Linked DNA regions of Mus musculus: regions 1 and 2 are each linked to region 3. Evidence: chromatin loops called from intact Hi-C (ENCODE). Cell type or tissue: left cerebral cortex. All regions are shown on one strand.

Region 1 (8,000 bases), 190 kb after region 3:
CCAAAAAGCTCCTGGAGTACCAGAAACTGCCAGCCAGAATCACACCCAAATGCTCAGATGCCAGCTGTGGGCTGCTCTGTTCAGGACACTGTGAATTCCTTACAGGGACGTCCATCTGTCGCACCACATGGCGACTTGGTGGCAGAACAGGTCTTCCTCCAGTTTACGGCTGATGTTCCAGCTTGGGGCAAGGGGGATACATAGTTAGGAGCTTGGATTAAGTTTGGGCTTGCCTTAGTCAGAGTCCTGGCTCCATCACTTCAAGGCTGTGCCATCTGAGTAAGATACTGACCTCCTCAGAGCCTGAGCTGCTTCACAAAGACTCATGTGCCATTGCTGACAGGAGTCACTGAGTCATGGGAAATTTAGGTCAAAATAAAAAACACTGTACAAATGCGAACTTGTTACCGCCAACCAACCTAATAATAGTTACCTAGTTTCTTTTTTTATTCCACAACCAGAGAGAAATAATTTCTCCCCCGCCCCACACATAACGTTTTTATTGATTCTCTGAGAGTTTCACATCCTGCACCTTGATCACAATCCTTTCTATGTAGACATTATTTTCTTAATGTTTTAAAACCTTTCTAGAGAAATATTTACATTTCATTCTACACTACAGAACAAACCCAAAGGGAATTGATTATCGGTTAGGTCCTTAGTCTATTAACCCATGAAAAGCTTTAATTTTTGGGTGTGTGTATCTCGTATGTGTGTGTTGTGTGTTCTGAAGTATATTATGGGATGTATGTTGCATGCACACAAGTGTGCAGGTGCATGCACACGTGGAGGTCAGAGGCTGGCCTTTGTCTTCCTCTGTTACTCTCTGACTTACTAACCTTAAGACCGTGTCTCTCACTGACCCGGAAGCTTGCTCTCTCAGCTAGGCTGACTGGCCAGTGCACTCTCGGGATCCACCAGTCTCTGCCTCATGATGCTGGGGTTACAGGCAAGTGAAGACAAGACCCCTCTTTCCGCGAGTGATAGGTCCTCATGCTTTCAAGAGAGTGTTCTTACCCACTGAGCCGTCTCCCTGGCCCCAGTTTTTATTGATTACAGTTTAACTTCTTTAAACTGTATCTCACCTTTCACAAATCGCTGACAGTTTAAGGAATAAAGACTAGGGAGAGGGTTCGGTGGACAAGAGCACTTTCTGTGAAAACGAGGAGCAGAGTTCAAATCCAAATCTCTAGCACTCATAAAAAGCTGAGTGTGGCGGGGCAGGCCTAGAACTCCAGCCCAAGGGGAGATGGAAGATCCTTGGAGATCATTGAGAGACCTTGCATTGATGTAATAAGGCAGCGAGTAAGAGAGGAAGATAGCCCAATATCTGCTTGTGGCCTTCACATGTGTGCATAGCTGCATATAACACACACACACACACCCCTGTGCACACAAGGCTAGAGAGGGCTTTTGCAGGAAAGCTGTGAATGCTGAATTTGTGGGAAAGGCTCACTGTCGAATGCTGCCATTGTTCTGAGGCAGGTTTACCCTGCAGAACATGCTGTCTCAGAAAGGAAAGCCCTCGAATGAGCTGACACAGAGGGGCGGGAGTTAGGGCAGAAATGATGATGACTAAGCGGATGTGGTAGCCTGGACGGGAAGCATTTCCCAGGGTAGAGACTGTGCTGTGTAGGACAGCCACACGCGCATCCAGGCAACATGCTGCTGCTGCTGCTGCTTTAAAGACAAAGCTGATGTCAAAAATAAATGCTTGCTCTCCTAGCAGTTCGCTCTCCTGATATTTCCCGGTGTTAGGAAGTTGCCTGTGAATCCTCCCTCTGGCTGTCATTCAGTTTGTGATGAGAAAAACACAAAGAGTGTAATTGTTCTCAGTGTAATTTTCAAATGTTTCTTTAATGACAGCCTTTAGGCCTTTCAATTTAGACTTTTCTCATGAGAACTTAAACAGGGGACCAAGCTCCCAAATCAAGAATATATGTGGAGAAGGTGAGGGTGTGTTTTGAAATTTTTCATGGAATTCTAATGATGGGAATTTTATTGGCCTGGTGGAGAAACTTAATTTTAATAATACAGTTAGAAAATGCAGTATGAACTAGAAATTAGCTTAATAAAAATTCTTGAAGTTTAATGAGGATTAGGTTTTCTTTACAGGCTCAGTGTGCCTTGCTCACATTAAAATAAAATAAAATAAAATAAAATAAAATAAAATAAAAATCACTTTGAAAGAGAGGTCTATTTAAATATGTGAACGTTTCCTTGGTTTGTTTTTTATAACTGATTACCCAGTTGTTGTTAAGGTGGGGTTCCAATGGTGGTGTCTAACCTGGCCCCTTTTACGACAGGGAGTTGACTTTAAAGGCCATGGAAGGGCCAGGCACACCTTTTGATAGATACACACAGCCAGGAGAGAGGTAGCCGGCTGGTACCCAGCTGAGCCTGGCCTAGAGAACCATGGTGTGTGAGTCCGGAAGACAGAAAGCTCCACGGTTCCTTCCATCTTTGCTCTTGCTTGGCTGCTGCTGTTCGTCTTGTGCTGCTCGTCTCTGCTCTATCTTCTTCTCTTTCCATTGTCATTCTCGACTCCCCTGCATCTACTCCCGTGTCCTTGGGTGCACCCCGACCCTGGGTTGTGACCTTTCTGCAGGCAGACTCGGAGATTAAGATTCCATGGCTCCGTGCCCCTCTCTCACCTTAGTGTCCAATTAAAATTCCCAACAGCAGGATTCTCACCGCCTCAACCTATCCCCATCTGGGCACAGCCCAAATGTGCCCTGGCTACCGACCAGCGTGGGCGTACGGCTGTTTCTCCAAAGACTGGTTACTTCTGGCAGCAGTGATGGCTACTAAGGGGAGCCACAGGGTTCAAAGCATGTTGGGGAAGGCCTCTCGGAGCAAAGGTCTTCTGAGAAAAGACTGAGAAGGGGGAGCTCGCGTGGAGTACAGAGTGACTGAGGCCCTGTCGGGTTTTATTTTCAGGGTGCTGAAGAGCCTAAACTAAAGTGGGAACACATCACAACCCTCATCTCGAGCCTCAGAGAGTTTGTGAGGTCCACTGACCGAAAAATCATAGCCACTACACTGTCCAAGCTCAAGCTGGAGCTGGACTTCGACAGCCACGGCATCAGCCAGGTGCAGGTGGTCCTCTTTGGCTTCCAGGATGCGGTAAGTGCACGGGCCGCCATTTCCCCACAAACTCTGCTCAGGGTCGGTTGGTTATAGAAATGGGATACAGTTCAAATTCTGTTCCCTCTCATTTACTCGGTAAACTGCATTCTCTTCGGATGACAGATGTGAGGTATTTATTGAGTTCCCTCAAAGATAAGAGACTCACACAGCTGAACCACCATGGGAAACAGCAAGGCTTACAGACATTCATTCCCAAGACTGGGTTTCTCCTTAGGATCATGTGTGGGCCTCTAAAGCATAGTGCACATTAGTCGTGTTTTGTAATGCTGAACAAGAAGTGCCATCTAGTGGCCACTGAGAGAAATGCACTGTTACACCTGGGAATGCTCAGTGTTGAAATGCTCTCTCTCCCCTCAGCCCCCAAGGCTTTTCTCTGGTTTCCATATAGGACATTCTTAACAAGTTCATTTCGTAAATATCCACTATTTTCCCACCATAAATATAGTTTGGAAAACAGGCAGTTGGTGAGTGGAAACTACTCGTGATCTAATGAGAGATCACTGACAGTCTTATGCAAGACAAACCAGAAGTTATTCTGCAAGTCTGATTCAAAATAGACCTTTGTAAGCCACTGTCAGACACACAAGGTATGGGAGGCAGGAAAAAATATCTGGTGGTGCCTGTATGCAAATATAAAATTGCACTGTGTGGTTTTATTTAAATGTTTAATATTAACTTGTAATGTATTACTCCTGTGTTAGGTAGTTTCTTGACATTTGTATTTGAAACAAGAAACAATCCTCCATTCCAAACTGAATCTTCATCCTTCCACAGTCACTGGTGTTCTGAGTGGAAACGACTTGGTGTTTCTGCTGTGTGAAGAACAGGAACAAGATTCTCCTGACTGGACCGAGGTCCTAGAGAATCCAAGCAGGGCCTGTCACTAATATTAAATGCTAAGGCATGCTTACACTGCAACTATGGCAACCCAGCCATCTACCATCCAGTGCAACGATGTAGCTGATTTGTGCCTGCCCACACATTGGCTTCTGGGCAGGAGGTTGGGGAGAATTCAGAGTGAGAGCTAGTTAGCTGTAATCCTGAGCCTTGGGCCCAGGTCAGACATAGTCATGCAACTCGCTCAACCCAGTTTCACTCCTGGCCTGTCAAGTGCTCTTGTTGGGTAATACGCTGTGTAATGCGGCAGTGAGCAATACGCTGTGTGATGAGGGGATGTGCAGGGGGGCCATGGCTATGAAGGATTCACACTTGAAATACTCCCATGTTCTAAGTGATAGCCTGGTTAGACACATAAGCAGGCAGATCCATTTAAGAAATGGAGGTACTGCAAGCTCACTCTGAAAGAATCCCCTGGAGCAAGTGAGGTCCAAGAAGTAGTTCATTTCCTTGGGAGCAACTGCTATGCGAAAGGCCTCAGGCCGGCTCTCTCCTAAACCGGGTCGTTTGGATGAGGCTGGACCAATGGAAAGACTGAGCTGCTGTCATTCTGACTCTTGGCACGAGTTTGGAGCTCAGCCACCATTTTCCAGCTTCCACCTGGTTCTCTAACCGCAGCCCTGCTTACATAGGTGACATTGTGAACCGGGAAGAGTGACCCAATCCAGATGTTAAGGGAATTCTGTCCAACCTTTAAAAAGGAAATTCTGGCACAGGTTATAAATGTAGATGAGTCCTAGGAATGTCATGCTAAGTCAAACGGGATGGTCTTTAAAAACGACCAGAGAATTCATCCTCTGACTTTGGGGAGGTTCCCGGAGCACAGACCACAGGGATGGACGCAGGTCAGGTGTGCAGCACTGTTGGGTGAGAGCTGAGATCGGACTGAGTCCCGAGTTCCAATTCTATATGAGAAAGAGGCCTAAGGATGGACGGCGAGGACCTTCACACAGTAACATGGGGGTACATAGTGCCTCGGGTGGTTGAAATCACTAATTTTATATTATTAAGACTCATCTGAGCAAATGCAAGTGATTAACATTGGAAGTCTTATATTCTGTGTGCTTCACAGTAGGTTTTTGAAAGAACAGAATGGTAGGGTGTATAACTGTTTAAATGGGTGGGACATTTACCAGTCATAGTAAAAAGTTATCTTTACAACAATCATTTTTTTATGTGACTGGGCTTTCTGGAATATTCTAGCAGATTATTCCCCTATATCAGCATCAGCAACAGTTGCAGGAAAAGAAGAAAAAGATCAGATTTGCCAACATGCACGTTGTGCGTGGATGCTAATTTATACTCTCTTCCCTTGATTTTTCCAAATCGTGGATGTGCTCAGGCTTTGTCTGTGTTACATGGCGGTCAGGACCTGGCAGGGTGAGAATTGTCTATTGAAAACCTCTTGAACTCTCCCTGCTTTTACACTTTCTGCAGCTGTTTTAAGTGCCACAACTGTAGCCTTCCTCTTTCTCTTCCTCTTCCTTATGCATATGCCCATGCATATAAACACATAGACACCTTGCAGGAAGAGAATAATAGTAATAAATAATGTAAAAAATTAACATAGACTAAAGGTCACTGTCTTTCCAGGTCAATAAAGTTCTTCGGAATCATAACATCAAGCCACACTGGATGTTTGCCCTGGACAGCATCATCCGAAAGGCTGTGCAGACTGCAATTACCATTCTGGTTCCAGGTCAGAGCTATTTACTTACTGTGCAAAGATAATTAGTGCTTGTATACTCTGGGTTGGTCTGCCTCTGCCATTTCATTTCTGGTTTTCTTCAGTGTTTTTAAGAGCCCTTGTTGCCTTTAAAAAAATCATTTCTGAGTTGCTATCTTACTTTTCTTTTGCTCTGATAATGCCATGACCAAAGCGACACATAGAAGGAAGGGCTTATGTGGGCTTTCAGCTCCAGAACAGTAGCAGCCCAGCACCACCACCACCGTGCTGGGGAAGCATGCCAGAGGGCAGCCATGACAGTTGAACCCGAAAGCCAAGAGCTCTCATCTTAAATCACAAGCACGAAGCAGAAACAGCAAACTTGAAGTGGCTCAGGTCTTTAAACTCTCAGAGTCTGCTCCCAGTGGCCACGCCTCCAACCTCCACCACACCCCCTAAGCCTTCCCGAATGAGTGTCACCAGTGAAAGACCAGGCACCCAATTACATGAGCTTATGGGGGTTGAGTATTCTCATTTTAATCATCACAATCACCAAATAACGTTCATTCAGTGATCCAGTGTATACAAGTTTACACCGATAACACCGTTCACCATTAGTGAGGAGATTTGCTTTAGGCAGCATGCTAAGACGTGAAGGAAAACTAGAAGCTGTAAGATGTCCCGAATAGCTGTGAATTTCAATGTGTAGATATCTGTGCCCTCGTCACTGTTTTTAACCAGTGAGTGTCAGCTCTTCCCAAAGTCAGCAGAACTCACAGCTCGCCAGTCCATCTCAGACCAACTGGCAATAGACTTCTGGAATAAAGGCCCAGGAACTAGATTTTTTTTAAAAATTTAAAACGTTTTACATTAATCACAAAATTGAGAGGAAAGGCTCGGTTTCTTGTATGTTCTCCGCTCCAACATGCATGTAAGCTGTCCTGGTATGAGCACCACCCCCCTGGACATTTGTTACAGTTGATGAACCTGGACTAGCATAGCATAGTCACCTAGAGTCCGTTCGCACAGGCTCGCTCTTAGAACTGAACAATCTGTGCGTCTGGATGAAGATAATGATGTCTCCCCACCATTAGATATCACAGAGAATATTTTTATGGCTCTGAAAAAAAATCCTCTATACTCTAGCTACAGAAATCCCATTTGACTACAGCTCTCTGGCCACCTTGATACATGACTGGGTTTGGAAATCACGGGCCTAAGCATACTCTCGCTCTATCAGCAGTGAAACATAAAAGTTGGAGTGCTGATGAACTACGGTGTGGGACATGAGTGAGGAGTGTCTTCCTGCTCCAAGACAAACCTCTGAAGTACCTGGACAGTTTATTCAGTACTCAAAACTTTTAAGCAGAGGTCACTAGACAGGTCCGTCCATTAGAGAGACCCACATGCATGAATTAGACACATGTGCTGATGTTAAGTTTTGTGCCTGCATCTTAAAGTTAAGATATAGAAAGCCAAAAGGATCCATGCATCATATCTTAGAACATCACCAACTTTTAAGTGATGGGAATCCTTTGAAATTGTGGAATTCCCTCTCTGTTCTAAGAATACCTTGTTTGGTTTGCTGGTGTGGGCATAGTAACGTAGATTCCTAAGTGTGTCTGGACCTAGAGTGTAGTTTCTAGACACCATCCTCTGACAGGTAGAATCTGGGTTCCTGCTGAAGCTGTTGGTTTCAGGCCTGAGGTAGGAGAAATAGAAAGTGGGCTGGAGAGATCTTGTGGTGATAAGAAGTCAGGAGGACTCTGAGAAGCACGGGGGGGGGGGGGGGGTTACTGTAAGGGGGGGGGGTTACTGTAAGGATGCTGGGTCCAACTTCCCACGAGTCCATGCTACCACAATTTAAACAGAAAAATGAAATGAAGCAGAAATAGCATTGGGTTATAGGTCTGTGCCGATCATTCTTCTATCACCACAGAAAATTCCTAAGATAATCAGTTTATAAGAGAGACGGTTTATGTTGGCCATGCTTGGGCCTTGGGCTTGTGGGGACACGTCCTAGCAAGAGCATTTCACAGAGCTAAGCCTCTTAGCTCGTGGCTGGGAAGCAAGAGACCAGGTTCCACAACCCACAGTGACATATGCCCCATAATGACCCCAGCTCCTAAGAGTCCCACCACCTTCCAGTGGTGCCACACTAAGGATTGAGCCTTTTCTCCCTCTGGGGACTCAAGACCCAAACTGTAGCAAGCCCGACAGGATGAATTCCCTGTGTGTCAGGAATGAGAAGAATAATTGAATAAGTAAATGCACGAGAGAGTCAGTC
Region 2 (8,000 bases), 86 kb after region 3:
AACTCTTTTCCGTTGATCTTAAGGCGGAGCTTAGGTCTATCATTTAAAGATACAACCAAATAGGCAGAATCATTTCTTGAGGAGCCCATTTTCTTTTTCTCAGGTCCTGCAAATTTCTCCCTGGTATTATCAGGGAGGAGCAGCAGCTGAGCTATCCTATCTCCTTTACTAATAGAAAAAACGCCTTTAGGGCTTGAGCACAGGACCTGTATTTTAGGGGAATGTTGACAATCTATAACTCCAGGGTGGACTACTAAGCCCTGCAAGGTGAGTGAACCCCGGCCGAGAATAAGGCCCATGGTTCCCGGGGGCAAGGATGGTATAGGCTCCACTGGCACCGGCTGAATACTCATTTGAGGCATTAATAGGAAGTCGGAGGCGGCACGCAGGTCCACCCTTGTGGGTCTTTCTGGTTCGCCTCTCTGACTACTTCCTGGGTCCTGACAAACCGGTTCCCATATCTTTGAGGGCCCTGGGACCGAGGGCCCGATGACCCGTTTTTTGGCACATAAGCTGATTGACTATCAGGTGGGGGGAGGATTCTGCCCTTTATATCCCTTACAGAGCGACACTGGTCGGCTCTATGATAACCCTTGCCACACTTAGAGCAAAGAGTGAGAGTCCCTCCCTGTTTATCTGGAGCTCTGCAATCTTTCTTAAGATGCCCAGGCTTTCCGCAGTTAAAACATGTCCTCTGATCATTTCTGCCCATGGAGCGGTTTTGGGATTGAAGGATGGCAGCCGCTAAACCTGTATTGCTGAGAGGTCCCCCAAGCTCTCGACAAACTCTGAGCCAGTCTTGTAAGCCTTTGTTCTTTCTTGGGGCTATGGCCGCTCAGCACTCCTTTGTGGCTTGCTCATAAATGAGCTGTTCTACCAGAGGTGCGGCTTGCTCTGAGTCTCCAAAAATACGCTCTGCTGCCTCTGTCATTCTGGCCACAAAATTTGAGAAGGACTCCTGAGGTCCCTGGACGATCTTTGTTAATTGTCCAGTGGCTTTACCTGCTCGGGAGAGCGCCTTTTAGGCCCTAATAGCCGTGGAGGAAATTTGGGCATAAGCTCCCCAATGGTAGTTTGTTTGATCAGCAGAATAAGCTCCCTGACCCGTTAACAAGTCAAAAGTCCAATCTCTCTGCTCTGGAGTCAAAGCAGCTGCGTTTGCTCGGGCCTGCGCTTGTGCAGCTTCATGCCAAAGAGCTCTCCATTCCATATATTTGCCCATACTAGGGAGAGCGGCTTTTACAATCGTTTGTCAGTCGGCAGGAGTTAGTGTCATGCCGGCAAGCCTGTCTAACTGCACCAAGGTAAAATTAGCATTGGTTCCGTATTTACGGACCGACTCGGCAAGTTCTTTTATCTGCACATATTCTACTGGAGCGTGGACATGCCCACCCTCGGCTCCTTCAAAGACCGGAAATGCCTGTTGTATTTTCCTTTGTTCCTCTCTGGGAATGAATGAGTCTGCGCATTGCCTCTCTGCGCATTGTCTCTCTGCGCATTGTCTCTCTGCGCATTGTCTCTCTGTGCAGGGCTGACGCACTACGCAGGGCGGGGGCTCCGCATAGGGCGGACCTTGAAGCCGACTGCCCGGAGGCTGAACAGCATGCTGGCCTTCGCCAGCCGCTTTTGGCTTTTTTCTTGACCGATTAGCTAACACTTTATCTGGCTGGTAATGAGCTGTTTTTTCCTCCCAGTCTGTTTCTTCAGAGGAGAATTCTTTATCTGCTTCAGAGCTACTAAGAGCTGGCTTCCTGAGCTCATCTAGTGACGAGTATCTCCTAGAGACCTCCGCTAATTGATCTTTTTTTTTTTTCTTTTTTCTTTTCCTTCCTTCTAATCTCTCCCCAGGTATTCTTACCTGACCTAAACTTTTCCTTGGGTTCAAGACCCTTGGAAAGGCCTGTATACTTATTCTGTGTACCATATTTCCTCTTTGTTCCTACTCTCTTTCCCCGCTTTACTTCTGATAGATTGTCCTGAATTTTATCTAGAATTTTCAGCCCTATCTTAATCACTTGATAACATGTGAAAAAGAACAAAAGGGCTCCTAACACTAGAAAAAGTTCAAGGCCAAACATGCCTTGTAAAGCTATTTCCCACTTTACTTTTGATAGACTGTCTTGACTTTCCTTAGAAAGTTCAAGACCAGACTTACCTTGTAAAGCTGTACTCACTGGTACTCCTGTTCCCCAGCTGAAGAGTTCTGAATTCATGCAGTTGAATCCTTCTCAACAGTCTGTTTTACGGGAACCTTCGTTACCATAACCCGCAGTTCTGGTTCCGGAATGAGGGATCTTTCTTGTGCCGGTGATGGTTAACTCCCGTCCCGAGTTTTCTTGTATTTTCTCGTCCCGGGTTTCGGCACCAACTCTTAAACGCGTTCTCACGACCGGCCAGGAAGAACACAACAAAACCAGAATCTTTTGCGGCAAAACTTTATTGCTTACATCTTTAGGAGTAGGAGCGCAAGCCCCCAGCCCCAAAAACGAAAACCCCCAAAACCGAAAACGAAACCCCGTCCCTATTTAGGAGAGTTATCCTTCGCCTAGGACGCATCACTCCCTGATTGGCTGCAGCCCATGGCCGAGTTGACGTCATGGGAAAGGCAGAGTACATGTAGTGGAAAAATACCCTTGGCACATGCGCAGATTATTTGTTTACCACTTAGAACACAGCTGTCAGCGCCATCTTGTGACGGCGAATGTGGGGGCGGCTCCCAACACCTTTTAGTTCTTCATGCTCTTATTGCTGTGATGAAATGTCTTAACAAGAAGCGAATTGGGAGGAAGGACTTATATAAGCTTGTGATTCGAGGGGATGACCCATCAATGCCGAAGTTAGTTCATGGAGTGTGGATCTGGAAATTCTGACAGCAGCAAGTGCAGAGATGGATGGAAAAAGAGATAAGCAGATAGGTAGGTAGGTAGGTAATGATGATGATGATGATGAAGATAGATAGTGATGAGGAAGAGGATAGTAGACAGACAGATGGACAGGTAGGTGGATACCAGAGAGAAGTAGAGTGGAATGTGGCCCCCGAGACTCACTTTCCAGTGACTTACTTCATCCATCTAGTCCCGGTCTCCTAAAGGACCCATGGCCTCTTGAAACAAGTGCCACCCTCAGGACCAAGTTTTCAAACACAGGAACTCATAGGGGCAATTTCAGCTCAAACCATAACAGGATGTCTATGTGCCTATATGTTCACACAGACGAATGTCCTTTTAAAAATGTAAAAATGCTCGTTTGTTTGAAACTAAGTCCTAACTCATGGCCAGGATGCCCAGGAACCTGCTGTGTATTTCAGGCTAGCTGAAATGTATGGCAACTCTCCTGAACTCGCCTCCTGAGTGCTGGGATTAGAGGTGTGAGCCTGGCTTGCTAGTGGTTTGTGCTCCCCTACGTCTGTTTAGCATCCGGATGCCAGCCACTCTGCTGGGCTCTGTGTCTCTGCTCTCACCTTGCTGGATCTGGCTGCTCCCCTCAGCCAGATGGACTTTCCAGAAAGAAGCCACAAATACCTTACATTTCCTGTTTCCATGGCAACATGCACACCATCTTCCCTAATACACAGTCTCATTTTCTGTTTTCTAAATCATGATTCCCTCACCGCCAGTGAAGCTTGTGTACCACGGCATTTCCACATCCTCGCCGCAGCGCCTCTCGTTATGGTAATGTCTGGTAATATAGGAGTAGTGGTAGATACCTTTTAATCAATGGAAAGCTACATATGTCGGTCATTTTCATGAGCCCATTCTTTACAATATAGGAAACAGGAATAGTGTCCATGTGGTATATTTATCCCATTACATGCCTCATAGAAAAAAACATCTAAATTACACTGGCCTTTATTGTCAGATGCCCTTATTATCTGTGTGTGAGGTTGCCATTGGCCAAGATACCGTTTCTTACCTGCAGCTCCCTAACATGCTGTGCCCTGCTTATTATCTCAGGCTGTGAGTGGCCGTGCTTAGGGATGTCATCTGCTCTCGCCAGAGTTGGTTTTAGGCACTCTGTTTAGGGATTTGTACAGACTTGTGTTGTTGTGTGTGCATGTGTTGTTGTGTGTACTTGTGTTGTTGTGTGTGCTTGTGTTGTTGTGTGTGCATGTGTTGTTGTGTGTGCTTGTGTTGTTTGTGCTTGTGTTGTTTGTGCTTGTGTTGTTGTGTGTGCTTGTGTTGTTTGTGCTTGTGTTGTTGTATGTGCTTGTGTTGTTTGCGTGTGCTTGTGTTGCTTGCATGCTGTGCGTGCTTGTGTTGTTACTATCGAACACCACATCACACTTTTGTGTTCTCTTACCCATTTTTCATATGCAGAAACGTAAGCGTATAATTTCAGACTGCAAACACTAATGCTTTTACAGTGTTCCTCTGATGTCTCTGATTGATTGCTAATATAAATGTTAATACAAATTTACCTGCATACAATGTTTAGTAAGGCCATGGGTTTTCGTTATACCATTTGCTAAGACTGTTGTTCTCTTATTTTTTAGGAAATTATTTGCCAGAAGAATACTGTGAGTATTTGGCTTAACTTTCCAATTTTTTTTTTTTACTTTTTTCTTTTCCATTAATTAATCTGTTATTTCTAAATCTGTACAGATGGTCAATTTTCATTTCTTTTACTCCTTTTTAGAGCTTCTCACATGTCTGTATGAACACAATTATGTTCTCTAACTCATCATAGTGGATATTATAACAATGGAAGATAACACTAATACCTACTTTTTGAATATATAATTATGTTTTAGAAAAAAACTTTCATAGTACATTCAATGTTACAGAACTATAATTGGCAATATCAAGGCATATAACAAAGAAATATATATGTGTATATATATTATCCATATATGTCAATATCTATGGATATAAATACATAGATGTATATGTATATATGTGTTGATATACATGGATATATACATATGTGAATATATAAATATATATCATATATATTTTCTGTGTTTCTGTTTGTCTATCATGTATCTTCTATTTTGAGGCATTCAGGCAAATTCTTAGGTTGTCTTTTTGTCTTTGTTTGTATAGTGCTGGGGACTGAACCCATGGGCATCTACTTGTTAGGCAAGTGTTCTACCACTGAGCCAAATCCCCAAGCCCTTTCTCTAAGCCTGAAATTCTTCCTTGAGATCACATTACAGAGCGCAAACTCCTCATACAGAATTAAATTAATGTGAAAACCAGAGATATTTAATATTTTAAATTAAAAAAGACTGCATGGGAAATGTTGAACTATTACCGTAGAAATGGGAATGGCCCTGTGGCTCAGTGGTATATTTTATCTTGGGAAGTAAGGCAGTGTTTAAGAACCCTAAAACAGGTATACATCTACAATTCAGAGCGAGAATAACATGTGACATAAGACCTACATAATTCCACATGAGATGGCAAGATTAACGTTATAGTTGGTGGGTTTAAGATTTCACCACAAGGAAGACGCATTGCAGTGTGGATAATGTGGCCATTTTAAACTCTTATCTCTCACATTTCATCAGGAAATGAACACTTCCATTCCATGCTTCAGTGCTGTGTAACACATTTTATTCAGCTGGTATTAATTAAATGTGAATGGTATGCTAGGACCTGGGTGTGGTGCCTACCAATCACACTAGTGCTTGAGAATAAAAACAGTGGTGTTTATAACTGTTGTGTGAGATCAAATTGTGGGAATGCTAGAGTATCAGGACAGGTAAACAAAGAATCAAACAGATACATTTTTAGGAAATTAGGGCACATGACTTGCTGAAGAGATGGTGGCCATCATTATATCAAAGCCCACCAAAGGAGGTAGCATTCCCTAAGCCTGAAGGGCAGGAAGGGTAAGAGGAGCCTCGTGCCTTGTGATATTGATTTAGGTTCTGCTGCAATCTGGGGACTGGATGTGATCTGACTTATGTATACTTCCTTCAGTGTGTTTGAATGCTGTGACCATTTCCTTCCAGGCGTTTGACTCCTTCTCCACACGTACTTTTGTTCCTTCATATAGTTCTTAAGGATTAAAAAGGAAGATCAGCATTATTGATATCTCTGGATATGGTCAAGTATAGGTTTTAGATTTTGAGCATTAGGATTTTACACATATAGACAGAGCGAGGGGAAAGGAGAGAAGAACAGAGAGATAGAGAGACAGAGAGAGAATATGCATCCAGCTTGGGCAGTGGCTCCAGTCAAAGGATTAAGTTAGGTGGCTGTGCTGCTCTGAGATCCGGGTAGCATCCTAGGAGAACAAGTTCTTTTTCACTCTTCCTGATTGGCCTCCCCATCACTTTGTAAAGGGCAACTTGATTTGGTTTAAACCCCACATCTCCCCTTGTGGAAGTCCTTCTCATACTCTGACGTCAGGTCAGTCTCATTTCTTGCTCACTGCCGACACCCAGGTGCTTCAAAGCATAACATGCTCATAAATAATTAAATCTGGCCATAAAAGCTCATGCTTGTAGTGAGCTGTCATTATTACTTCATGCAGATGCCTGTGAAGGCGATATCGGGAGGGAGAGCAAGTGCAGCGCCCTATGAAGGTCATGTGAGATGGTTAATTCACCCTAACAACAACAACATGCTCTATCTACAGAGAAAGCACTGGGCGAGAAGCTTGAATACACCAAGGCCAGGAGCTTGGTCTAAGCTCGATGCCACCTCGCCTGTAAAGTGGCACCAAGAGCCTCTTCTGTGTGTGTTGTGGTCATGTAAGCACTGAGGCTATGGTGACAGTAAGGCCACATGTCCCTTCTTCCTTGCAAGTACTGAGTTAATGTTTGCTCTTGCCAGTCAGGGCCGAGCAGTAAGAGAGTGCACACTCCCTGCACGCCTGAGGCCAGGACTCCTAGTGCTGTCCAGGAGGCACACATCCCGTCTACTGCTCAGACCTTTGCATACGCTTTTCTTTATGGGTTTCCCTTAGAGGTCCCTGGCATTTCATTGGGTTATCTCAAATCAGACCCTGATCTGTGTTTACATTCCCATGCACCCCAAATCCCTCCCGGTCTTTCGAAGGCAAGCTATACTCCTTCCAAGTGAGCGTTCCATTCCAGCCCACTTCAAGTTTCAGTCTCTTTAGTCTTCTCAGAGTTTAGCTGGGGGGGGGGGGGGGCTCTATGTGGGGTCTGCTGCCTGAGGTTCTTAAGAAAGCAGCGTGCTGACAGTGAGGCCGCATTCTTGCTTCCTGGTAATGCAACCATTCTTGTAAAGAGGCCCCACTTGGATCCACCTTCAGCGCCTTCCCGTGCATGCAGCTGTATCTCCGTCCCAGTTGATTCTCCTTTTGGGTGCTAAGCTTGAGCTTTATAAGGACTTACTGGTTCAGGTTGCCTCAACCCCGAGCTGGTTATGCCACATAGCTTTCTGCCTCATTTCCTTACATCTTGGCTCCTGCTCTTACAGTCTATCCTGTTGCCTACCCAGAATGCCCACGTGCACAGCCACTCTTGTTTTGTCTTCTCTGCCCAGGATCCTCTGCTCGCTTCACACTCCTCAGAATACATAGTTGAAAGTCTTTAGCTTGCCTTGCGGTCCTTTTCTTTGGGCCCTAACTGCAGTCAGACTTGCTTACCCCGGGGTCTATAGTCCGGTTCCCTTTGTCATCTCCCAACAGTGCTTCTGTTGGGCACAAATGTCCCTTCATTTGGCATGATCTGGAAACTGCTAGGTCAGCCAAGCCTGGTCTTAGTGACTCTGGGAGAGGGCACAGACTGCAGCTAGCGAAAGGCAGGATGTGCAGGGGTTGGGAGTCTGTGGACAGCAGCCTAAGCCTTACCCTCATCACAGGCTCGCCTGTGGGGCTTCGTGCAGCTTTGTTTGTAGCTCACGTAGGTAGATGTTAAAGACTGTCTGGGAGCTGGGTAGAGAGAGGATAGCAGGCAGTCAGTGTGGAGGTCAGAGTGTAGCAGGGAAGGCAGTGTGGACCAGGAAAACCATTGCAGAGACTCAGGCAGGTGTAAGGTGTGTGCACCTCCTTGCTAGCAGAGAGGAGGGAGTCAGGCAAATCTG
Region 3 (8,000 bases):
TTCAAATAATGATTTTCGATTGTATTCATCCTCTTTGTATTTTTTAAATATTATACTATCAGCAGTGGAAAAGGGAGAATGGAAGAGATGCACCTTCTGATAAGAAGGAAAATCTAGATAATGATCAGACAGAGTCGAGAGGTCTGAGGCTGAGCACAGAATGATTGCAATTCCTCTAGGCTGAGGCAGATTCCAAGAGCAGGAAGCAGAGAAAATTTCAGGAATGTGTGTACAGGACTCTTTAAGTCTTTTGTTGAAATGTTATCCAGGACAACTATAGGATTAAAAAACAAACAAAACAAAACCAAAAAAACTCCACGACTTCAATTCTGGCAAGAGTCACTTCTGGGCATAGCATCAAGTATCAGGGAGGCCTAAAATGGACACTTTCCTCAGCTAACACTGAGCCAGGGATAACTAATGCTCCACCCCACCCTTTCTTAGCTAGGGTAGAATACATGTATTCACACCTGAAACCAGATCATTGTAAACAAAAAAATCACGACTCTTAACAAAGATACATTTTATAAGCATAAATTTATATGTATTTTGCTAGATATTTTAAAGATTTATTTATTATGTATATGAGTACACTTCAGCTGTCTTCAGACACATCAGAAGAGGGCATCAGATCCCATTATAATGGTTGTGAGCCACCATGTGGGTACTGGGAATTGAACTCAGGACCTCTGGAAAAGCAGGGAGTGTTCTTAACCACTGTGCAATCTCTCCAGTCCAATTTTGCTAGATATTAACAATCTCACTTTACAGTTGTTGTATATATGTGTGTATGTATATATGTAGGTAGGTATGTTTTGTTAGGACAAGTTCTGGTTAGGTAGTCTAGGCTGGCTTCAAATTTGTGATCTTTTTGCTCAGCTTCCCAAGTGCTGGGATTATAGGCATGCGCCAACACACCCATGGTTTTCATTACTTCCCATTCCACTAGAAATGAGTGAAGGGGGCATTTCCGGTTTCATTGGAGACTCGGTGGTGTCATGTGATGTTTTTCTGGAAGCTGTTAGGTGAAAGGCCATGTTCTGTTTTGCTGGGGCAGAAGCTTGAGAGGACACGTGATGATGGGAAAGAGTATTAGTATAACCCAGCAGACAGACTGTAATGCATGGATGATGCTCTGCAATTGGTTGGGCTTCACTGACGCCGATGATGATATGTATGGCATTGGTTCGCCTGGCTTTCTTCACAGATCTTAGCTTGTGGTGACTTTGTAGAGAAAAATGTACCAAAGAACTTCTGGACGTGTTCAAGCTGCTTCTGGCTGCTTCAGCCGACTCACGCCCGTTGGCGGAGCCTCTCGGTTTCTCCTGGATCCAGCCACTGCTGCCGATTTAAGTGAACTGGACCAATGATAACCAAGAGTGGAATCACTTCAAAGAACTAAGTTTGTGTTGCATATAATTTTAAGATGCATGCTTGCTCCTTGCCGGTGCCAGCAATGGACATCTCACCCAGTTCCCATGGTTGGCTTTCCCAAGCCTCTAACAACCGCCCTTTCTTCGGCCCACCTAAGTTAACTCGGATGGAAAACACCAGGCAGCCTTTTATATTTTAAAACTAGCCAGATAACACAACTGCTGGTCGAAGAATTTCTTGCCCCATCCTCCTTAGCCTCAGCAGAGCCTGTGGAGGCTACAAACTATCTGTTCTCAGAGTTACAAGTCTGCTACTTCCTATCCACCCCATAGCCTGGTCCGAATCCCCTCTTCCCCTCTATCAACTCCTCCTTCTCCTGGGACCCGGAAATCCCACCTTATCCTTCACCCAACTGTTGGTATCTGCCATCTTTATTGCCCAGTTAAAATGGGGAGAAGGTCCACATGAGTACATACTCGATCCACTCCTCATCTGGGCAGCCCCTCTTTTTTTTTTTTTTTTTAAAGATTTATTTATTTATTTAATGTAAGTACACCGTAGCTGTCTTCAGACACACCAGAAGAGGGCATCAGATCTCATTACAGGTGGTTGTGAGCCACCATGTGGTTGCTGGGATTTGAACTTCGGACCTTCAGAAGAGCAGTCGGGTGCTCTTACCCACTGAGCCATCTCACCAGCTCCTGGGCAGCCCCTCTTGAGGAAGCAGAATGAGCATCAAAATACAAACAGCATCAGGGCAATCCACAACACTTCTAAACAGGCCCATTAACCATCTTTTTCCCCTACCTTTGATTGGTGGGCTATACGGGAGGTTGAAGCATTTAAGAACCCTTATTAAAATAGGTTTTAAAAACAATAAGCCTACAAATAAGAGTGTCTATTTTCTTACATCCAGTCTCAAAAAGTGTGTTGGAAAACTTCAGGATTTTGCCAATAGATTTAGTGAATGTGGTTATATTACTATAAATTTTAATTTGCACATATTTCATTATCAATAGAGTAGGATTTCTTTTTATACATGCAAGAGTCACTTATATTCCCATGATCATGAATTGCATATGGCTTTGTTTCTTTCTAAAGAATGTTTTTAGGGGCAGGAGAGATGGCTCATTAGCTAAGCTTGCAAACTACGCTTGTGGATGACCAGAATTAATTCCCAGTCCCTACATCAAGCAATTCTCAGCCATCTGTAACTCCAGCCCCAGGGACTGACACCCACTCTCCTTTGAGGTCACCTGCACTCACACGCAAATGCTTAAAGACAGACAAATAAAACACACCTTAAAAAAAAAGAAACGTTTTTATCTTTTTCCTACTTTTAGAAACTCATGATTGTGATATAACCGTATTAGATAACATTTTATTTGTCTACACTACATTTGCCATGGAAAGATTTTGTTATCCAGTTTGTAATTTTTTTCCTTTTAGATTAAAAAAAAGATTTATTTATTTTATGTATGTGAGTACACTGTTGCTGTCTTCAGACACATCAGAAGAGGGCATAGGGTCCTATTAAAGAAGGCTGTGGGCCACCATGTGGTTGTGGGAATTGAGCTCAAGACCTCTGGAAGAGGAGTCAGTGCTCAGAAACACTGAGCCATTTCTCCCTTCCCATTCCTTTTAGATTTTTGAATCCCAGTCCTGAAGTTACTTTCATCCCTCTTTTTTGTTTGTTTGTTTGTTTGTTTTGTTTGTTTGTCTTTCAAGACAGGGTTTCTCTGTATAGCCCTGGCTGTCCTGGAACTCACTCTGTGTAGACCAGGCTGGCCTCGAACTCAGAAATCTGCCTGCCTCTGCCTCTCAAGTATTGGGATCAAAGGCATGCACCACCACTGCCCAGCGTTACTTTCATTCCTTTGTTGTAAAATGCTTGCCCTTATATGTATTAAGTACTCAGTTCCATTTTCAATACGTATAAAATTTGCCTGGTGCAATGGGGTGGGGAAGGAATCTGTCCTCATGTTGACCCTCGGTGGCTTTTTTCCTCCAGACTCATCTAACAGGGGAGATTTAAGAAGCACGTGTAAAAACAGCCTGCTGATGTGTGCTTACTGCTTATAAACTGAAAGCTACCTTGCTACTCAGTAGAAAATGAACTAGGTGACTGTTTTAAAGGAACTGGAGTGACAGATGAATCTCCCAGACTTACAGTTTGCTTGGGGAGTACAATAAAGTCACAAAAAGGACCTTATTATTTGGAAACTATCAATAAAATACTGTAACAATTTAAGAATTGGGCAGTGTTCTGGTCTGAATGTGTCCCTCGCCCCCAGATTCCCCTTACTTAATACTGTGTTAAGTAAGGCTTTGGGGAGTTTGACATCCAATTTACATTTTGCCTCTTACATTTTGGCTTACTAACCTCAAGTTAGGAAATCCAAATCCTTTACGTATTGCAGCTTGCCTTGGCTTTCCTGACATGACCTACAGCATTCTGGGAGAGTTCTCTGGGAATTTACACATCTGGTTTTGCTTCCCAAAATAAGCGGGAGCTTTTTGATCACACTAAAGCAATCAAGCCTTTTCATTTGTGTATGGTTCAGTTTTAAAAAATGAAATAAGTTAACTTCTCTCTTTCAACTCTGAATGATAATTTTCCCATGCATTTTCTATCTTAGGTATCTGGCATTTTGAGGAAGGGGTGACTTTAAGATGATATATGAGAGTATTAAGTCATTCGGCAATGGAGCCAATCAATTACTCATTAACGATAACAGCGTAAGCAACTGGAAATTTTACAATGAAAAGTACCAGCGGCTGCCACGATAAATTTAGCCGACCACTTCTAAATTTAGCGCCCCTGTCACTTATAAACCACTTTCCATTTGAGGCCTGGGCTGTAGGGCGCTTGTTGGATCCTCCCGCCTCTCGGCACGCGTGTTGCCACGGTGCATCCAGCGCCACGCGCTGCCCACGAGCGGACCAGAACGAGCGAGGCGCGGTGGCTGCGCCCAGCGCTGCAAACGCCTGGCGGGCTGACCGGGACAGTGCGGGTTAGAGACTCTTCTTTTGCGCCGTCCCGCAGCGAGGCGCGCACAGGGTTTCAGCCCTCTTTCCCAGTTCTCTGAGGTCCCGGAGCAGTGGGTTCGGTCCAGGCTGCAGCTTCCCAGCAGCGCCCTCCTCAGGGGCGGGCCCTGGCTCTCTGTGCTGCAACGAGTGGGCGGCCACAGGCGGGTAGCCGAGAGGACGGGCGGCTGCGAGACGGTCGCTGGGACTCGGAGGGCGCGGCGAACCGGTGAAAGAGGAAGGGAAGGAAGGAAGGAGGAGGTGGTGGTGGAGGAGACGGAGTCGGTGCAAGGGAGCTGTTGCGGAGCAGAGAGGCGGATCCTTTCGGGAGCGGCCACGGAGGTTCCGGGACGCGGCTCGGGGTAGCCCGCCCACCGCGCGTAAGGTGTTCTCCAGGTAGCGCCGGCACCCAGAGGGCGCCCTCGCCCGGCCCGCGCTCGGCAGGCGACAGCTCGCGGCTCCCCGAGCGCGGCGCCCTTGAGCCGGGCTGCGCAGGTTGGCCGCCGACTCGTCCGCCCGCCAAGAGGAGGAAGCTCTGTCCCTTCCCGCTCGCCGCGGCCGGCGTCCCCACCCCGTGGACTCTCCACCCTGCAGCGGGCGAGCGGCGTGGCCACGGAGGCGCCGAGGAGGGGCGAGCCGCCGCCGGGCAGCGGCGTGGCCCCGGGGGACAGGGCGCCCGAGCGGAGGCGGCGGCGGGGCGGTGAAGGCGCGGCGCGCGATGGCAGCTGCCTAGCCCGGCGCGCGCGGAGCAGCCCGGAGCTGTGGCTAGCCAGACGGTGCGTCTGGGCTGGGGACTCCGGGGTCGCCGCCGTGGCAGCCCGGCAGGCAGAGATGGGCACCGAAGCCGGCGAGGGCATCACTTTCTCCGTGCCGCCCTTTGCGTCCGTGGGCTTTTGCACCATCCCGGAGGGCGGCAGCTGCCGGAGGGGAGGAGGAGCGGCGACGGCGGCGGAGGGAGAGCCGAGCCTGCAGCCCTTGCTTGTGCCGCCGCCGCCGCCACCGCCGGGCAGTTTCTGGAACGTGGAGAGCGCGGCGGCTCCCGGCACCAGCTGCCCTACCACCGCCCCCGGGAGCAGCGCCACCCGAGGCCGGGGCAACTCTGGCAGCGGGGGCGGCCGGCGTACCACCGTGGCTTATGTGATCAATGAGGCGAGCCAGGGGCAGCTGGTGGTGGCGGAGAGCGAGGCCCTGCAGAGCCTGCGGGAGGCGTGCGAGGCGGTGGGCGCCACCCTGGAGACCCTGCATTTCGGGAAGCTGGACTTCGGGGAAACCGCCGTGCTGGACCGTTTTTACAACGCAGGTGAGTGGCAGCTCGGCTCGTTGCTTTGCCCAGCCGGTTTCTCCTGGCTGTCTTGGTTGGGGGGGGGGGGGGATTTTTGTTTTGTTTTGTTTTTCGTGGGCGGGAAGCAAGCTTCCTATTTACATCACGCCTCACCTTGAGAGCGGCAAGAGTGGTTGCAGGACTATTCAGGCCGGCCGCTCCTAGTTGAGGGTGTGCTGGTGCAAGTGACTGTATTTGTGCGGGAGATCCTCCGCTGATTTATTCATTATCCGGCAGCGAAGACCCTGGGTCCAAGTACAAGGCTCGGAAAAACACTTCCTCCCACCATTGCGAATAATTGCTTCAATCACTTCTCTTCAGTTAGGAGGTGGGTAGGTTTTGCTTTTGCAAACACACACCTGTGGCCCACTGAAGTGATGTTCTGTTCTCTGTGCAGTCTTGGGAGTACAGAAATGCCCTTATGCTAAGCAGCCAGCTGTGTGCAGAGTTTCGTTTGAGTTTTCAAAGCGCGGCCTGACCTTCCCCAACTCATTTCACCTTCGAGTTTTGGTGGCTTCAATTTCCCATTCTCTTACTACTTTGAACGGTCAAATAACTATATGTTGGAGTAAAAGCACCGTGAAACACACCAAATGTGTGTGATCTTTGTTAGAATCTTGCCCAAAGAACCAGTTTTTTTTGTTTTGTTTTTTGTTTGTTTGTTTGTTTTTTTAAAAAATTACCTCAGATACTGTGGTGAGTGGAAGAGTTTATAATTTGGCATGGTTTAAAGAGTTCCCATGCAATTTTAATGACAGATTCGGTTGACTATTAAAGTGATTGTTAATGTAATCCACCGGAATGTCTCCCTTTTAGTCCATTTCAGATTTCAAAAACTGTTAAGAGAGTTCTGATGACTAAAGCAATTAGCCAGCCGTCTGTCAGCAAATGTTAGGAATGGTTGTGTGCTACTGAAATCCAATGGGATCAAGTAAATAGACATGCTAATTTTTATAATCGTGGTGGTGGGAAGCCTGGTTTTTGTCTTCAAACACAGTGAGCTTCTCCCATTTGTGATCACAAGGTTTTGTACTTCAATCTAATTCTCTTACAGCCTCTTTAAAACACCTGAAGGAGGCTTATGTCTGCTTTGGAATTCAGCCAAAGCTGAATATTTTAAGAACAAGAAGAACTTCATGTTAAGAAAGCCAGACTAAATAAACTGAGACTTTCTGGTTTGGGTATTTTTTAAACAGTCTGTCTTCATAACTGAACATGAATTTAATATATTATAGCTTGGTTCTTGGGGTGGCTAGTTATAAAAATTACATAAACATAACTTTTCTAAAAATTATAGCACTCTTATTTTTGGATTATAATTTGGAAGACGCTTCAAAGAACCAAATGATATGAGAGGAAAAAAGCCAAATAGGAACTTGAGCTTATTTTTATTGCAATGATAGAGTAGGCTTATTTTTCCTAGGAGTCCAGAAAAAAAAAAGTCTTAAACCCTCAGCTAATATGAAGGAAAGTTTCCTAACAAAGCTGTCCTCTGTTAGTCTCCAAATACCATCTCTGCAAAAGGAGAGAGGGTAGAGGAGAGCAGGCATGTGAACTCTGTCTCACTCCGGCCTATGACCAGGCCTGAGATGAGAGTACTATTGACTTATTAGAAGAGACTGGCCCTGGGACTCATAGTCAGTGGCTTGCCGTTGCACAGTGCTGGCATTAAAAGTTTACGGGGGTGGGGGTGGGGGTGGGGGTGGGGGTTGCTTTTGTGCAGAGCACATTTGCTATTAGAATCAAGGGAAGTACTCGGTTTTCAGATCCTGGGCTCAAGAGCTGGCCAGGATCTTCAGAGACCTGTAGGTACAGTGAGGGACAGTGGAGAGGATATGCTCTGGGGACTCCCCTGTTAGTGGCCACCCTCCCAACCCACTGGTTCTTCCAACGTAGTAAGGCCTGAGTCTAATCACTGCCCAGCTAGAAGATACCTTACTCAGCGTGAAGCTAGCTGTGATGGAAAGAAGATGTTGCCAGTTCACTCTAACCCTTGGTTTTTCTAAACTGATGACATTGGGCTCGGGAGTAGGCCAGTTTGGGGTTTCCCCTGATTTCTAAGAGAGTAATTGCTCTCCTTCCACCAATGGCTGGTCAACTGTTGCTCAAAAGCTGGCCAACTGTTTTGCTTTCTGTCAGAGGCCAGATAGTTAAAGTATTCTAGACTCTGACGTTTTCCAGGTCTGACACAGGTTTCCAACTCAGCTGTGAGAACTGCTGTAAACAGTCTTTAAAGAGATGATTGTACGTTGATAGTTGGAGGTCAGCCTGGACTCCT

Evidence for each region. Hi-C counts contacts between places; a loop is a spot of excess contacts. Peaks named below come from ENCODE experiments on the same cell type or tissue, not always from the same donor. Only the 100,000 strongest peaks of a DNase experiment are listed, where the experiment ranks them.
Region 1: it touches region 3 in a loop (5-fold over the local background); 15 of 42 quality-filtered maps call a loop at or near these places.
Region 2: it touches region 3 in a loop (4-fold over the local background); 12 of 42 quality-filtered maps call a loop at or near these places.

Annotation. Positions count from the first base shown.
Region 1 is chr10:20,122,012-20,130,011 of GRCm38, forward strand. It overlaps Map3k5 (mitogen-activated protein kinase kinase kinase 5), which reads left to right. Exons shown (of 30, transcript NM_008580.4): 24 at 2,941-3,126; 25 at 5,641-5,746. Among named protein-coding and RNA genes, the nearest start is that of Map7, 45 kb to the right of the region's middle. In left cerebral cortex, a CTCF peak has its summit at 3,442 (motif pointing left); DNase peaks (open chromatin) are centred at 80, 1,585 and 3,429; H3K27ac peaks cover 206 bases.
Region 2 is chr10:20,015,066-20,023,065 of GRCm38, forward strand. Map3k5 (mitogen-activated protein kinase kinase kinase 5) reads left to right here. Exons shown (of 30, transcript NM_008580.4): 3 at 4,493-4,516. Among named protein-coding and RNA genes, the nearest start is that of Map3k5, 85 kb to the left of the region's middle. In left cerebral cortex, no CTCF peak of the experiment used is centred here; DNase peaks (open chromatin) are centred at 3,520, 7,490 and 8,000; H3K27ac peaks cover 591 bases.
Region 3 is chr10:19,929,374-19,937,373 of GRCm38, forward strand. It overlaps Map3k5 (mitogen-activated protein kinase kinase kinase 5), which reads left to right and starts at 5,153. Exons shown (of 30, transcript NM_008580.4): 1 at 5,153-5,701. The coding sequence starts at 5,233. In left cerebral cortex, CTCF peaks have their summits at 4,816 and 5,496; DNase peaks (open chromatin) are centred at 3,802, 4,575, 4,807, 5,434 and 3 more places; H3K4me3 peaks cover 3,981 bases; H3K27ac peaks cover 2,448 bases.